Linked DNA regions of Homo sapiens: region 1 is linked to region 2. Evidence: read pairs that join two places in POLR2A ChIA-PET (ENCODE). Cell type or tissue: B cell. All regions are shown on one strand. Links, peaks and the distances in the headings refer to the core of each region. The heading gives the core; the rest is flanking DNA.

The links. Peaks named below come from ENCODE experiments on the same cell type or tissue, not always from the same donor. Only the 100,000 strongest peaks of a DNase experiment are listed, where the experiment ranks them.
Region 1: POLR2A ChIA-PET joins it to region 2 with 7 read pairs; 2 of 35 experiments call an interaction of 5 or more read pairs at or near these places.

What each region holds. Positions count from the first base shown.
Region 1 is chr13:50,104,494-50,112,285 of GRCh38, reverse strand. All of the region lies in intron 1 of DLEU2 (deleted in lymphocytic leukemia 2), which reads left to right. All of the region lies in intron 2 of DLEU1 (deleted in lymphocytic leukemia 1), which reads right to left. Among named protein-coding and RNA genes, the nearest start is that of DLEU2, 17 kb to the left of the region's middle. In B cell, for the core only: no CTCF peak of the experiment used is centred there; a DNase peak (open chromatin) is centred at 5,545; H3K4me3 peaks cover 1,465 bases; H3K27ac peaks cover 4,261 bases.
Region 2 is chr13:50,768,128-50,775,919 of GRCh38, reverse strand. It overlaps a transcript of DLEU7 not described here. Among named protein-coding and RNA genes, the nearest start is that of DLEU7-AS1, 36 kb to the left of the region's middle. In B cell, for the core only: no CTCF peak of the experiment used is centred there; a DNase peak (open chromatin) is centred at 2,859.

The DNA.
Region 1 (7,792 bases), core at 951-5,950, 660 kb after region 2:
ATAAATCTAAGGAGAAAAATTTATGTGGACTACCTTTTAAAGTTGAGAGTCATATTCAAATTTAGACTCAAGGTTTTTGTTTTGATTTTATTCTTAATATTTTAACTTTTAAGGAAAAGTCTGCTCTTCAGAACCAAACAGTGTTGCCTCCCAACTCAGCATCAGTTTAATCTCACATGTATACCATTAATTCATGGAATAAAATGACAAAAGCAAGTGAAAAAATAAAATAGTTATCAACTGTAATCTAGTCAGTTCCATTACTCAGTATTATTTAAATAAGACAAAGAAATGAGTTGGGTTCTCCCCTAGAATGTTTAAAGTTGTACTGAGTATGATACAGAATTTTCAGGAAACATAGGATCTCTATACATCTTTTATGACTCTGATCATTATCATTCCATTGTGCCCAGTACCACTCCTCCAAATAATAATAATAATAATGAAGACAGACAGATTTAAAGTAAGTTCAAACTCTTTGGTCTAATTTTCAGTACTTTCTATAATCTGGTCTCCTCCAACCTCAAATGTAGCATATTGTAGTAGAAAGTAAAGAGTGCTGAATTTGGGAAGTAAGCAAACCTAGATAACATGAGTAGCAATGCTGGGATTGAAACTTTAGGTGAGATATTTAACTTTCCAGGGTGTTAGTTTCCTTTGCAAAACAATGGATTTTGATTAAATGATCTCTAAAATCCCTCCAAACTTTAAAATTCACTGTTTATGCATCTTTCTTGCCTACCCCCAGTATAAGAATTTGAACCTACATCTATCCGATTCCCCAAGTCTGTGCTCATAAACTTTGAATGTGCTGCTGGCCACTTTTCCCCCTTAAGCCTTATTTTAGCTGCAGAACCTTTTTTTTACTTGACCTATGAAACATGACAGAAAATTATTTATCTTGAAATTTTGTAATATGCCACAGTTTCATTGATAGAAATAATTAGAAAAATGTAAAACAAAAAAAAAATGAACTAATTTTAAAATCTGAGTTTGGGTCTCTTAACTTAGTCTCCCAGAAAAGCATCACAAAACTAAATACCCAGAAAAATGCAATAAAACTGCAGGATTAAGAGTTATGATTTGGGAGGGAGTATAATCCAATATATTTACAAATTTGTAGCCAATAGTATGAATAACTTCTATTTCTTAGCTTTGCCCAGAAAATCAATTATTCCTCCAAATAGTTTGGATCTCTAGTATATTCAACTTTTTTTTTTTTTTTTCCTGAGATGGTATCTCACTCTGTTGCCCAGGCTGGAGTGAAGTGGCAGGATCTCGGCTCACTGCAACCTCCGCCTCCCAGGCTCAAGTGATCCTCCCACCTCAACCTCCTGAGTAGCTTGGATTACAGGCGCATGCCACCATGCCCCACTAATTTTTTTAGTTTTTTTTTGTAGAGCCGGGATCTCGCTGTGTGCCCCAGGCTGGTCAAGAACTCCTGGACCCAAGCGATCCACCTGCGTTGGTTTCCCAAAGTGCTGAGATTACAGGTGTGAGCCACCGCACCTGGCCAACAATATTTTCATTTATTATCCTTTGAAAAATATTATTATTAACTGCTAACTGGCCACCAATGCTGTAGCTTGGAAAACTAATACATTCATTTAGTATGTACAAAATTACAGGTTGTATTAAAATTCAAGATGTGAAAATTGAGGAATGCTTCTATGCTTTTTCATACTATACATGTCATTTCAGAAACTCTGAAAGTACATGCCTCTCTCTAGCCCTTTCACTGCCATAAAGATCTCAACATAAAATGAGGGTCAAGGAAAGTATTCTGTTACAGTGTCAATCTGAAAACTATCAAACTCAGTATTTTTGGTCTGGTTTTGATATACATAAATAAAATACATATGTATACAGATTTTATATAACCATATTTACATATATCACATTTTTTCTTTGAAAGTAATGTTTAAAATTGTAAACAGAATGTGTTAACTAGAGAAATGTTGGAAACCACAAAAGTATTGTCATCTGTAATCCCACCAGCCAGAGAAAAACCAATGTTAACATTCATGTTTCCTTCCTGTATTTAAAATATATAGTTGCTAATTACTACATATAGTTTTATATCTTATTTTTGTCACTCAGTAGTTTATAATGACCATTTTTTCATGTTACTGAATAGTTTTGAAAACCTGTTTTTAACATCTGCATAGCTTTCCAACATATAGATATACCAAAATTTATTTATCAATCTCATTTTTAAACATTTAGATTGTTCCTCAATTTCTGCAATTATGTAAAGATATTTTTAGAATCCATACTCGTCAACTAATAGTCAAAATACTATTGTTGGCTCTCCTGTCTTGTTCCTTTGTGGCAGGGGATGGGGGAGTTGTTATTCCTTTTACTCATGTACTCCGGCCTATACATGGCTTTCTCGCAACATGAAAACTCCACTCTGGACAATGTTATACAGCCTGTCCCTTCTCCTTTCTAAAACAGTATCATCCCTGAGTGAGGTCCATATTTCTGCAGCTCTCCTGCAGCAAAAGAATGTGAATTAAAGCCAATTCATGCCTGTATAAAGTCTGGATAGTGTATTTTTTAACTTTAACCAAAGTTGAAATCCAGGAGATTAAAACCCCACCAGCAGACAGACAAAAAATCATTTGTTAGCTATACCAAAAATATGACTTAGCACCACATACGTAGAGACAAGGAGTGTGTGTTAACTATGACTTAGCTGATTTTGCCATGATCCTGAATGTGCTATTATATGAATTGTTATTACATTGAAACATTATAAACATACAATTAGGAAAAGTAAAATTTAAGGTTTTTAACTGGTAAATTCACTGAAAAACTATAAAATCTGCTGTCTAGTTTTTGACTTTTTATAGTATTATTTCAATAACTATCACATTCTGTATTAGCTTTGATATTATTTCTCCACTCATGGAGTAAAGTATAGAAATCAGAGAAGTGACACAGTGTTTTAAAATTACTCTAACTAGCCGGGCACTGTGGCACACACATGTAGTCCTTACTACTCAGGAGGCTGAGGCAGGAGGATAACTTGAGCCCAGTAAGTCGGGGCTGCAGTGAGCCGATCACACCTCTGCATTCCAGCCTTGGTGACAAAGCAAGACTTCATCTCAAAAAAACGAATAAATAAAATAATAATAATAAAACTACTCTAAAAAACCTTGGGTAAGTTTAAAATCCTTTCAATTTAATAGCTTGTTTGGGAGAAGAGTATAACCTCTCTTGTGCCTTGGTGAGAGTTAAACATTTTTTTAAAATAATTTCAAGTTTCTATGAAGCACTTGCGCTTCTGTAATATCAACTTGAAATCTGAAGAAATGCTCATGTTAAGAATTATTTCAAATAGGCTGGTCGCGGAGGTTCATACCTGTAATCCCAGCACTTTGGGAGGCTGAGGTGGGCGGATCACCTGAGGTCAGGAGTTTGAGACCAGCCTGATCAACACTGAGAAACCCCGTCTCTACTAAAAATAACAAAATTAGCGGGTGGTGGCGGCGGGGCGGGGCGGGGGCGGCGCCTGTAATCCCAGCTACCCCGGAGGCTGAGGCAGGAGAATCACTTGAACCCAGGAGGCAGAGGTTGTGGTGAGCCAAGATCGTGCCAGTGCACTCCAGCCTGGGCAAAAAGAGCGAAACTGTGTCTCAAAATAAAAGAGAAAACAAAAAAAATTATTTTGGCCGGGCGCAGTGGCTCATGCCTGTAATCCCAGCACTTTGGGAGGCCAAGGCGGGCAGATCACGAGGTCAAGAGATTTAGACCATCCTGACCAACATGTTAAAACCCTATCTCTATAAAAATACAAAAAAAAAATTAGCTGGGCATGGTGGTGCGTGCCTGTAGTCCCCGCTACTAGGGAGGCAGAGGCAGTAGAATCGCTTGAGCTCCGAAGGCGGAGGTTGCAGTGAGCTGAGATTGCACCACTGCACTCCAGCCTGGCTACAGAGGGAGACTCCCTCTCAAAAAAAAAAAATATATATATATATATTTCTACCATTAGCTCTGGACATTGTAGTCATAGATGGGAGAATGTTTAGTGAAAAAAGGAAACTTTTGAAGTGATATAATCCAACTCTCATTTTACAGATGAGAAACATGAAGCGCAGATATGTTAAATTAAATATCTTTACTGCTCAGAGCACTTTTTTTTTTTTTTTTTTGGAGAAAGGGAGGGGCTTCTAATACTATTATGGCCTACTGCCTGCCTGTAGATAAAAGGTAATAGGAAGACTATGTAGCCATCACTATTGGACAAACCCAAGAAAGATATCTTATTTTGATCATAAGTATATATTTTCCCCTCAAGATTCTTGTTGGAGGATCCATTCCACCTTTATCTATTACCACAGACACAAAAGGGAAGTTCCTTTACACAAATCAATAATCATCCACAATAAAACCCATGAGAGAAGCTGGAGTTAGTTGGCAAAGCCACAGCATTTTACCACTCCTGGGAGGAACATTTACCTATATCCATATGTATGCATACCTGTAGCCTCTCAGTTGTGCTTCAGAAAAATCCCAGTTGCATACATTACAGTGTGTGACCACTGGAGTTGTGTATCACAGGGACACTTCATATATGTTTTATAGATCAAATTAATGACGGCAGGCTAATTGCCATAATAGATCATCCCCAAAATATATAGTGGCTCAAAGTTGTTCTTGCAAAACAAGTTTACTTTACTATTTCTTTAGTAGTTTCCAAGGTCTTACTGTACCTAAGCATTTAGGACCTAACTTCCAAGGTTTCCTTGGAGGGGTCAGTCTGTTGGGAGTTTTTTAGGGACAGGAGCTTAAAGTAGTTGATTTCTTTAGTTGACTTAAAGAGCTTAAAGTAGTTGACATCCATTCTCATTCCACTAGCTAGAGCTTAGTCATATGCCCACATCTAACTGCAAGAGAGGCTAGGAAATGAAATTTATCTGTACGGCCATGAAGTGAGAACATGGATTTTGATGTCTAGCTGGCTGTCATTGCTTACTTGAGTGCCCCCCTCCCTCCCAAATTCCTAAGTGGTTACCAAAAAATAAATTAGCTGACACAATTATGCTTCAAATAGAAAAAGTTAATAGTGAAACAAAGGGACTTTTATTTAAGAATTAACCTCTATCGTTTACCTCCTTTAGGCAGAATTGTTAATTTTGCATACCAATAGTCAACTGGCAACTGAAATCTCAAAATGAGGAAAAAGCAAATTTTTACAAGCATTACCTTTACATACATATTTAGATGGAGTTTGGCTTGGTTTTCTTATTCCATTACTAGTCAAATTCACAACTCAGACTTATAGCTCCTTACTTGTTTTAGGGGCTACCCTATTATTAAATGATGTTTGAAAAATACTCAACTTTTTACAACAAAGATAGCAGTTCCACAAATGAAAACAGCAGTAAGTTAGGTCTGTTTGTTTCCTTTGGATAAGTTGTTATAATCCTCAAACTGTACTCAACTATTCAGTTTTTCATAGAAGCACTGCATGGTTGCACTTCTGAAATCAAAAACAGGAAGTATGCCATATAAATGTCAGTAAAACTAAAACTCAGTTCTATGGTTTGATGTTTCTCTTCCTGCTGTATTTTCATATTATGTATGATTTTATGTGTACTTAGAATGACTGCGTAAAGGCAAACACTAATCTTACCTGATTTGTTTTCTTTGACAGCCTAACACAGTTTTAGGTTGGGTATGGGGGGCATGGAGGAAACCTGTGAAATAACCTAATATTGTAACTTTCATGGAGGGAAAGGAAAGGGCCAAGAAACTGCTGTTAATTTGGCATTGTTAGAAATTGCTTTTATGTATAGGCTGCCCAACTTTATTATTGCCAGAATACAGTATAGATAAAGAGGGCAGAGTCTTTTAACTATTTAAAAATCTACTACAGAAAAAAACTGTTACACTTTGTCTTATTTTGACACCTAAGCAATTCTTGAATGTGTTCCACTACCTTAATTCCTTCATGAGACAATTAAGGAGTGGCCTAAATACTGTGAAAATCCAGGATATCCCTGCTTGTTCTCTGTGAAGAAGTAGGAGTCTTCTTATAGTTAATTAATATTTCCAATATAACACCATTCCACAGAAATTTCTATAGAAATTCCAAGAAAATATTTAAACTGACCAGTCCAGAAGTTTTACGTTACTTCAAATATTTCTGGAGAAATGTTACGAACACATAGGTGTCTCTGTAACTTTAAAATGTTTTTCTTTAGGAAACTGTTTCTCTTTAGTTTGTACTTAAATTGAACACTGAAGGAACAATTTACAGTCACATACTATAGGAGTGAAGTAACAAAAAATAGAGCCTGTCTAAACTCCCTTGAAAGACCACACTGACCCAGAAAATATGGCTTAAAAGACAAAAAGGTACCCCGATTGTTTACTGTCTTTTTTTTTTGCAGCATATGAGGCACTGTTGAGTGGCACATACAATATATATAACATTTGAGGCATTATCTTTTGATTGAAAATACAGAAGAGATATGGGTGTATGTGAGAAGTAACATAAATAAGGGTAGGTTAATGAAGTGCAAACTATACATAATTGCTAAAGGGATGTGGAAAATCAAGTGATTTAAATCTAGATTGATATTGGGTAGAAGTCTGCTGGAATAGGCAAATCTTTTTTTTTTTTTTTTGGAGACGGAGTTTTGCTCTTTTGCCCAGGCTGGAGTGAAGTGGCGTGATCTCAGCTCACTGCAACCTCTGCCCCCCTGGGCTCAAGTGATTCTCCTGCCTCAGTCTCCCAAGTAGCTGGGATTACAGGCGCCTGCCACCACGCCCGGCTAATTTTTGTACTTTTAGTAGAGATGGGGTTTCGCTATGTTGAGACTGGTCTCAAACTCCTGACCTCAGGTGATCCACCTGTCTCAGTCTCCCAAAGTGCTGGGATTACAGGCGTGAGTCACTGCGCCCAGCCAGCAAATCTTATGTAGAATTTTTAAGGAGTGGTGAATTTGGATTGCCAGAGAGAAAAGATAACCATTCATTCATTCATCAAAGATTTATTGAGTGCTTACTGTGTGCCAGGCACTGTTCTAAAGACACAGCAGCAAACAAAACTGTTATAGAACAGGATAAGGCAGGTCATCTCCCAGATACGACACTTTGATAGGAACACAAAATACAAATAGGAGAGTAGAAAGAGATGAAATACAAAGAGAAAGAGCTGATATTGGGCTTATATTAATATTGAAAGGCCTTACATGCTAGATATTCTAAATGGGAGAAACATGCTGGAAAGATACTTGGCATGAATGAACTTATGTCCCTATGTTCAGAACAGACTGCTTTCCCTTCTCTGTTGGTTGGCTCTTCTAGCCTCCTAGGAACTTTTATAATCACCAGTATGATCCAATATAAATACTGCACATATGAAGGTTCCCAGTTGAGGAGTTTGGAAGCAAAAAGGGAAAGAATGGCTGGCAAAGGCTTCAATCTTCTGTCTCCTTTTATCTTCCCAATGGCTAGTAGAAAATACTATCATCAATCTCTTCCTTGCAACAATCTCCCATTTGATATTTGTCTGCATTGTGACTCAATTCCTGAAGGTTCTGTTCTTCATTCCTTTCTGGTAGAATCACTGAAAAGAAAGGAGATTACATTTACATTTGCTTTCTAGTCAATCAGGTTTTTCTTATTCGCCCAGCAACACTTCTCTACAGAGAGTTTGATGAAAAGTATTTTATGTTTTATATAGGCTAGTGGAGACATGGGTATGGCAGGATGGGAGGGTAGGGAAAATATCAAGAGGCTATAGTCTTGATATATAGTACTCTTGATATAGTACAAG
Region 2 (7,792 bases), core at 901-5,900:
TTAATGCATGGAAAGATAAATGTGATGAAATTATCCCAAAGATAACAAAGGGAAAACAGATGAGAATTATAAAAAAGAGACTAATGGCAAAGTGAAAATTTGAATACTTTCCTGCCAATAGCTATTGTAAACTCTGGGAACAAACAATTCGGAGATAAACAAAAGCTAGCAGAAACTGGTGGGGATTTGACCCTTACTGAGTGAAATTCACATTTATATGTTTTTTTCCACTAAAGTTACTTCCCAGTCCATCTACGTGTAGCCCACAGAGCTGAAGCAGAAAGTGGTAGTCTTATGAGACTGAGGAATCAGAATATGGAGTTTGGGACTATATAGAAATTTCCCTCAAATAATTGGCCGATTCCTAGTCTACACATGCACAGGATGAGACTCCAAGAAACTCAAGAGAAAACAAAAGCTAGAAAGCTGTTGCGGAGATTTCAGTAGCTGCCCAATGCAGGCAGACAGTTTGGAATTCAAGTCCTGATAAGTTAGACAGACTTGAAAAATGCCTCAAACTATTAAAATTAAAACCCAGAACTTATACCTTAAGGCTCAGGACTAGGGATTCATCCTAGGCTAGTTGCAAAACTAAAATAAAACCATTCTAACAGCCTAAAACCAAGCTTCATAAATCAAGTTCATCTGCCTGTAATTTAGCTACCTTCTAAAACAAAAGTCAACGTTCTTCAGAGGAAGATAACAGAATCCAGTCTCCATAAAACATCACCCACAATATCTAGTATGAAATTAAAATTTATTAGACTTACAAAGATACAGAAAAGTGTAACACATACCCCAGAGAATAACAGAAGTAGAAAGAGACCTACAGAATAACGAGATGTTGAAATTAACCAGACGTTAACATTGACAAAAATTAATATAGTTACGATAAATATGTTAATGAATTTATAGGAAAGCATGGGTATAATGGGTGAAAAAAAGGAAATTTTCAGAAATGATATGTAAATCGTAAAAAGAAACAAATGGGAGTCAAGTCCTAGAACTGAAAAAGAAAATCTTTAAAAAATTCATTTCCTGGGATTAACAGGACATTTAACACAACAAAAGAAAGGAGTAGTGTCCATGAAGAAAGCCAATAGCAAGCATCTAAACTGAAGGACAGAGAGCAAGAGATTTTTTTTTTAACTTAGCAGACCCCCAGTGAGCTGTGCAATTGTCTCAAAAGGTCTGACACACATTTAAGAAGGAGAGGAGAGAGAATATGGAGCAAGAAAAAAAATTGCAACTATATTATATGAAAAATTTCTAAATTTGATTGAAAACAGCAACCCACACATTCATGAAACTCCGCAAATCCCAAATAGGGTAAGTGCAACTAAAAATATAACTAACTGTATCATGGTCAAACTGCTGAAAACCAAAGAATAAATCTTAAAAGCATCGAAAGAAGACATATTATGTAGAAGTGTATAAACATGACGTCTAGTTTCTATAGGACAAAATGAAGCTAGAAGACATGGAAAAATATCTTTAAAATCATGAATGGAGGATCCATTCCAAGATGGCCAAGTAAGAACAGCTCCGGTCTGTAGCTCCCAGCGTGATCGATGAAGAAGATGGGTGATTTCTGCATTTCCAACTGTAGTAGCTGGTTCATCTCACTGGGACTGGTTGGACAGTGGGTACAGCCTAAGGAGGGTGAGACGAAGCAGAGTGGGGTATCACTTCACCCAGGAAGCTCAAGGGGTTGGGGGATTTCCCTTTCCTAGCCAAGGGAAGCTGTGACAGACTGTACCTGGAAAATCAGGTCACTCCAGCCCCAATACTGTGCTTTTCCAACAGTCTTAGCAAACGGCACACCAGGAAATTACACCCCGCGCCTGGCTCGGTGGGTTCCATGCCCACAGAGCCTTGCTCACTGCTAGATCAGCAGTCCCAGATCGAACTGCGGGGCAGCAGCCTGACTGGGGGAGGGGCGTCCGCCATTGCTGAGGCTTGAGTAGGTAAACAAAGTGGCCTGGAAGCTCAAACTGGTGCAGCCCACCACAGCTCCTGCCTGCCTCTGTAGACTCCATCTCTGGGGGCAGGGCATAGCTGAACAAAAGGCAGCAGAAACTTCTGCAGACTTAAATGTCCCTGTCTGACAGCTCTGAAGAGAGCAGTCGTTCTCCCAGCACGGAGTTTGAGCTCTGAGAACAGGCAGACTGCCTCCTCAAGTGGGTCCCTGACCCCCATGTAGCCTAACTGGGAGAAACCTCCCAGTAGGTGCCCACTGACACTTCATATAGCTGGATGCCCCACTGAGATGAAGCTTCCAGAGGAAGGATCAGGCAGCAATATTTGCTGTTCTGCAGCCTCTGCTGGTGATATCCAGGCAAACAGGGTCTGGAGTGGACCTCCAGCAAACTCCAACAGACCTGCAGTTGAGGGACGTGACTCTTAGAAGGAAAACTAACATACAGAAAGGAATAGCGTCAACATCAACAAAAAGGACAACCACACTAAAACTCCATCTGTAGGTCACTATCATCAAAGACCAAAGGTAGATAAAACCACAAAGATGGGGAGAAACCAGAGCAGAAAAGCTGAAAATTCTAAAATCCAGAGAGCCTCTTCTCCTCCAAAGGATCACAGCTCTTTGCCAGCAATGGAACAAAGCTGGATAGAGAATGACTTTGATGGGTTAACAAAAGTAGGCTTCAGAAGGTCGGTAATAACAAACTTCTCCAAGCTAAAGGAGGATGTCTGAACCCATCGCAAGGAAGCTAAAAACCTTGAAAAAAGATTAGACGAATGGCTAACTAGAATAAACAGCATAGAGAAGACCTTAAATGACCTGATGGAGCTGAAAACCACGGCACGAGAACTACGTGACGCATGCACAAGTTTCAGTATCTGATTCGATCAAGTGGAAGAAAGGGTATCAGTGACTGTAGAACAAATTAATGAAATGAAGCGAGAAGAGAAGTTTAGAGAAAAAAGAGTAAAAAGAAAAGAACAAAGCCTCCAAGAAATATAGGACTATGTGAAAAGACCAAATCTACATTTGATTGGTGTACCTGAAAGTGATGGGGAGAATGGAACCAAGTTGGAAAATACTCTGCAGGATATTATCCAGGAGAACTTCCCCAACCTGGCAAGGCAGGCCAACATTCAAATTCAGGAAATACAGAGAACGCCACAAAGATACTCCTCGAGAAGAGCAACCCCAAGACACATAATTGTCAGATTCACCAAGGTTGAAATGAAGGAAAAAATGTTAAGGGCAGCCAGAGAGAAAGGTCGGGTTACCCACAAAGGGAAGCCCATCAGACTAACAGTGAATCTCTCAGCAGAAACTCTACAAGCCAGAAGAGAGTGGGGGCCAATATTCAACATTATTAAAGAAAAAAATATTCAACCCAGAATTTCATATCCAGCCAAACTAAGCTTCATAAGTGAAGGAGAAATAAAATCCTTTACAGACAAGCAAATGCTGAGAGATTTTGTCACTACCAGGCCTGCCTTACAAGAGCTCTTGAAGGAAGCACTAAACATGGAAAGGAACAACTGGTATCAGCCACTGCAAAAACATGCCAAATTGTGAAGACCATCGAGGCTAGGAAGAAACTGCATCAACTAATGGGCAAAATAACCAGCTAACATCATAAAGACAGGATTGAATTCACACATAACAATATTAACCTTAAATTTAAATGGGCTAAATGCTCCAATTAAAAGACACAGACTGGCAAATTGGATAAAGAGTCAAGACCCATCAGTGTGCTGTATTTAGGAGACCCATCTCATGTGCAGAGACACACATAGGCTCAAAATAAAGGGATGGAGGAAGATCTACCAAGCAAATGGAAAACAACAAAAAAGCAGGGGTTGCAATCCTAGTCTCTGATAAAACAGACTTTAAACCAACAAAGATCAAAAGAGACAAAGAAGGCCATTACATAATGGTAAAGGGATCAATTCAACAAGAAGCGCTAACTATCCTAAATATATATGCACCCAATACAGGAGCACCCAGATTCATAAAGCAAGTCCTTAGAGACCTACAAAGAGACTTAGACTCCCACACAATAATAATGAGAGACTTTAATACCCCACTGTCAATATTAGACAGATCAATGAGACAGCAAGTTAACAAGGATACCCAGGACTTGAACTCAGCTCTGCACCAAGCAGACCTAATAGACATCTACAGAACTCTCCACCCCAAATCAACAGAATATACATTCTTCTCAGCACCACATCAGACTTATTCCAAAATTGACCACAGAGTTGGAAGTAAAGTTCTCCTCAGCAAATGTAAAAGAATAGAAATCACAACAAACTGTCTCTCAGACCACAGTGCAATCAAACTAGAACTCAGGATTAAGAAACTCACTCAAAACTGCACAACTACATGGAAACTGAACAACCTGCTCCTGAATGACTACTGGGTACATAACGAAATGCAGGCAGAAATAAAGATGTTCTTTGAAACCAATGAGAACAACAACACAACATACCATAATCTCTGGGACAGATTTAAAGCACTGTGTAGAGGGAAATTTATAGCACTAAATGCCCACAAGAGAAAGCAGGGAAGATCTAAAATTGACACCCTAACATCACAATTAAAGTACTAGAGAAGCAAGAGCAAACAAATTCAAAATCTAGCAGAAGACAATAAATAACTAAGATCAGAGCAGAACTGAAGGAGATAGAGACACAAAAAAATCCTTCAAAAAATCAATGAATCCAGGAGCTGGTTTTTTGAAAAGATCAACAAAATTGATAGACCACTAGCAAGACTAATGAAGAAAAGAGAAGAATCAAATAGACACAATAAAAAATGATAAAGGGGGTTATCACCACCGATTCCACAGAAATACAAACTACCATCAGAGAATACTGTAAACACCTCTGCACAAATAAACTAGAAAATCTAGAAGAAATGGATAAATTCCTGGACACATACAACCTCCCAAGACTAAACCAGGAAGAAGTTGAATCCCTGAATAGACCAATAACAGGCTCGGAAATTGAGGCAATAATTAATATCCTACCAACAAAAAAAGTCCAGGACCAGACGGATTCACAGCCAAATTTTACCAGAGGTATAAAGAGGAGCTGGTACCATTCCTTCTGAAACTATTCCAATCAACAGAAAAAGAGGGGATCCTCCTTCATTTTATGAGGCCAGCATCATCCTGATACCAAAGCCAGGCAGAGACACAACAAAAAAAGAGAATTTTAGACCAATATCCCTGATGAACATCGATGCGAAAATCCTCAATAAAATACTGACAAACTGAATCCAGCAGCACATCAAAAAGCTTATCCACCACGATCAAGTTGGCTTCATCCCTGGGATGCAAGGCTGGTTTAACATATGCAAATCAATAAACATAATCTATGACATAAATAGAACCAAAGACAAAAACCACATGATTATCTCAATAGATGCAGAAAAGGCCTTTGACAAAATTCAACAGCGCTTCATGATAAAAATTCTCAATAAACTAGGTATTGATGGAACATATCTCAAAGTAATAAGAGCTATTTATGAAAAACCCACAGCCAATATCATACTGAATGGGCAAAACCTGGAAGCATTCCCTTTGAAAACTGGCACAAGACAGGGATGCCCTCTCTCACCACTCCTATTCAACATAGTGTTGGAAGTTCTGGCCAGGGCAATCAGGCAAGAGAAAGAAATTAAGGGTATTCAATTAAGAAAAGAAGAAGTCAAATTGTCCCTGTTTGCAGATGACATGATTGTATATTTAGAAAACCCCATCGTCTTGGCTCCAAATCTCCTTAAGCTGATAAGCAACTTCAGCAAAGTCTCAGGATACAAAATCAATGGGCAAAAATCACAAGCATTCCTATACACCAATAACAGACAAGCAGAGAGCCAAATCATGAGTGAACTCCCATTCACAATTGCTTCAAAGAGAATAAAATACCTAGGAATCCAACTTACAAGGGATGTGAAGGACTACAAACCACTGCTCAACGAAATAAAAGAGGACACAAACAAATGGAAGAACATTCCATGCTCATGGATAGGAAGAATCAATGTCGTGAAAATGGCCATACTGCCCAAGGTAATTTATAGATTCAATGCCATCTCCATCAAGCTACCAATGACTTTCTTCACGGAATTGGAAAAAACTACTTTAAAGTTATATGGAACCAAAAAAGAGCCCGCATTGCTAAGTCAATCCTAAGCCTAAAGAACAAAGCTGGAGGCATCACACTACCTGACTTCAAACTATACTACAAGTGTACAGTAACCAAAACAGCATGGTACTGGTACCAAAACAGAAATATAGACCAATGGAACAGAGCAGAGGCCTCAGAAATAACACCGGCATATACAACCATCTGATCTTTGACAAACCTGACAAAAATAAGAAATGGGGAAAGGACTCCCTATTTAATAAATGGTGCTGGGAAAACTGGCTAGCCATATGTAGAAAGCTGAAATTGGATCCCTTCCTTATACCTTATACAATAATTAACACAAGATGGATTAAAGACTTAAGTGTTAGACCTAAAACCACAAAAACCCTAGAAGAAAACCTAGGCAATACTATTCAGGACAGAGCCATGGGCAAGAACTTCTTGACTAAAACACCAAAAGCAATGGCAACAAAAGCTAAAATAGACAAATAGGATCTAATGAAACTAAAGAGCTTCTGCACAGCAAAAGAAACTACCATCAGAGTGAACAGGCAACCTACAGAATGGGAGAAAATTTTTGCAATCTACCCATCTGTCAAAGGGCTAATATTCAGAATCTACAAAGAACTTAAACAAATTTACAACAAAATAATCAAACAATCTCATCAAGAAAATGGGCAAAGAATATGAACAGACACTTCTCAAAAGAAGACATTTATGCAGCCAAAAAACACATGAAAAAATGCTCACCATCACTGGTCATCAGAGAAATGCAAATCAAAACCACAGTGAGATACCATCTCACACCAGTTAGAATGGCGATCATTTAAAAGTCAGGAAACAACAGGTGCTGGAGAGGATGTGGAGAAATAGGAACGCTTCTACACTGTTGGTGGGAATGTAAACTAGTTCAGCCATTGTGGAAGATGGTGTGGCAATTCCTCAAGGATCTAGAACTAGAAATACCATTTGACCGAGCCATCCCATTACTGGGTATATACCCAAAGGATTATAAATCATGCTGCTATAAAGACACATGCACACGTATGTTTATTGCGGCACTATTCACAATAGCAAAGACTTGGAACCAACCCAAATGTCCATAAATGATAGACTGGATTAAGAAAATGTAGCACATATATACTATGGACTACTATGCAGCCATAAACAGGGATGAATTTATGTCCTTTGTAAGGACATGGCTGAAGCTGGAAACCATCATTCTGAGCAAACTCTTGCAAGGACAGAAAACCAAACACCGCATATTCTCACTCATAGGTGGGAATTGAACAATGAGAACACTTGGACACAGGAAGGGGAACATCAACACCAGGGCCTGTCGTGGGGTGAGGGGAGGGGGGAGGGATAGCATTAGAAGAAATACCTAATATAAATGACGAGTTAATGGGTGCAGCACACCAACATGGCACATGTATACCTATGTAACAAACCTGCACATTGTGCACGTGTACCCTAGAACTTAAAGTATAATAAAAAAAAAATAAAATCATGAATGAAAAAAATACCAACTTGAAATTCTATATAGAGCAAATATATATATGTATATATGTGTACGTACACACACACATACATAATTTAGATAAACAAAACCTGAGAGTATTTGTTGCCAGCAGACCCATATTACCGGAAAGCCTCACAGATG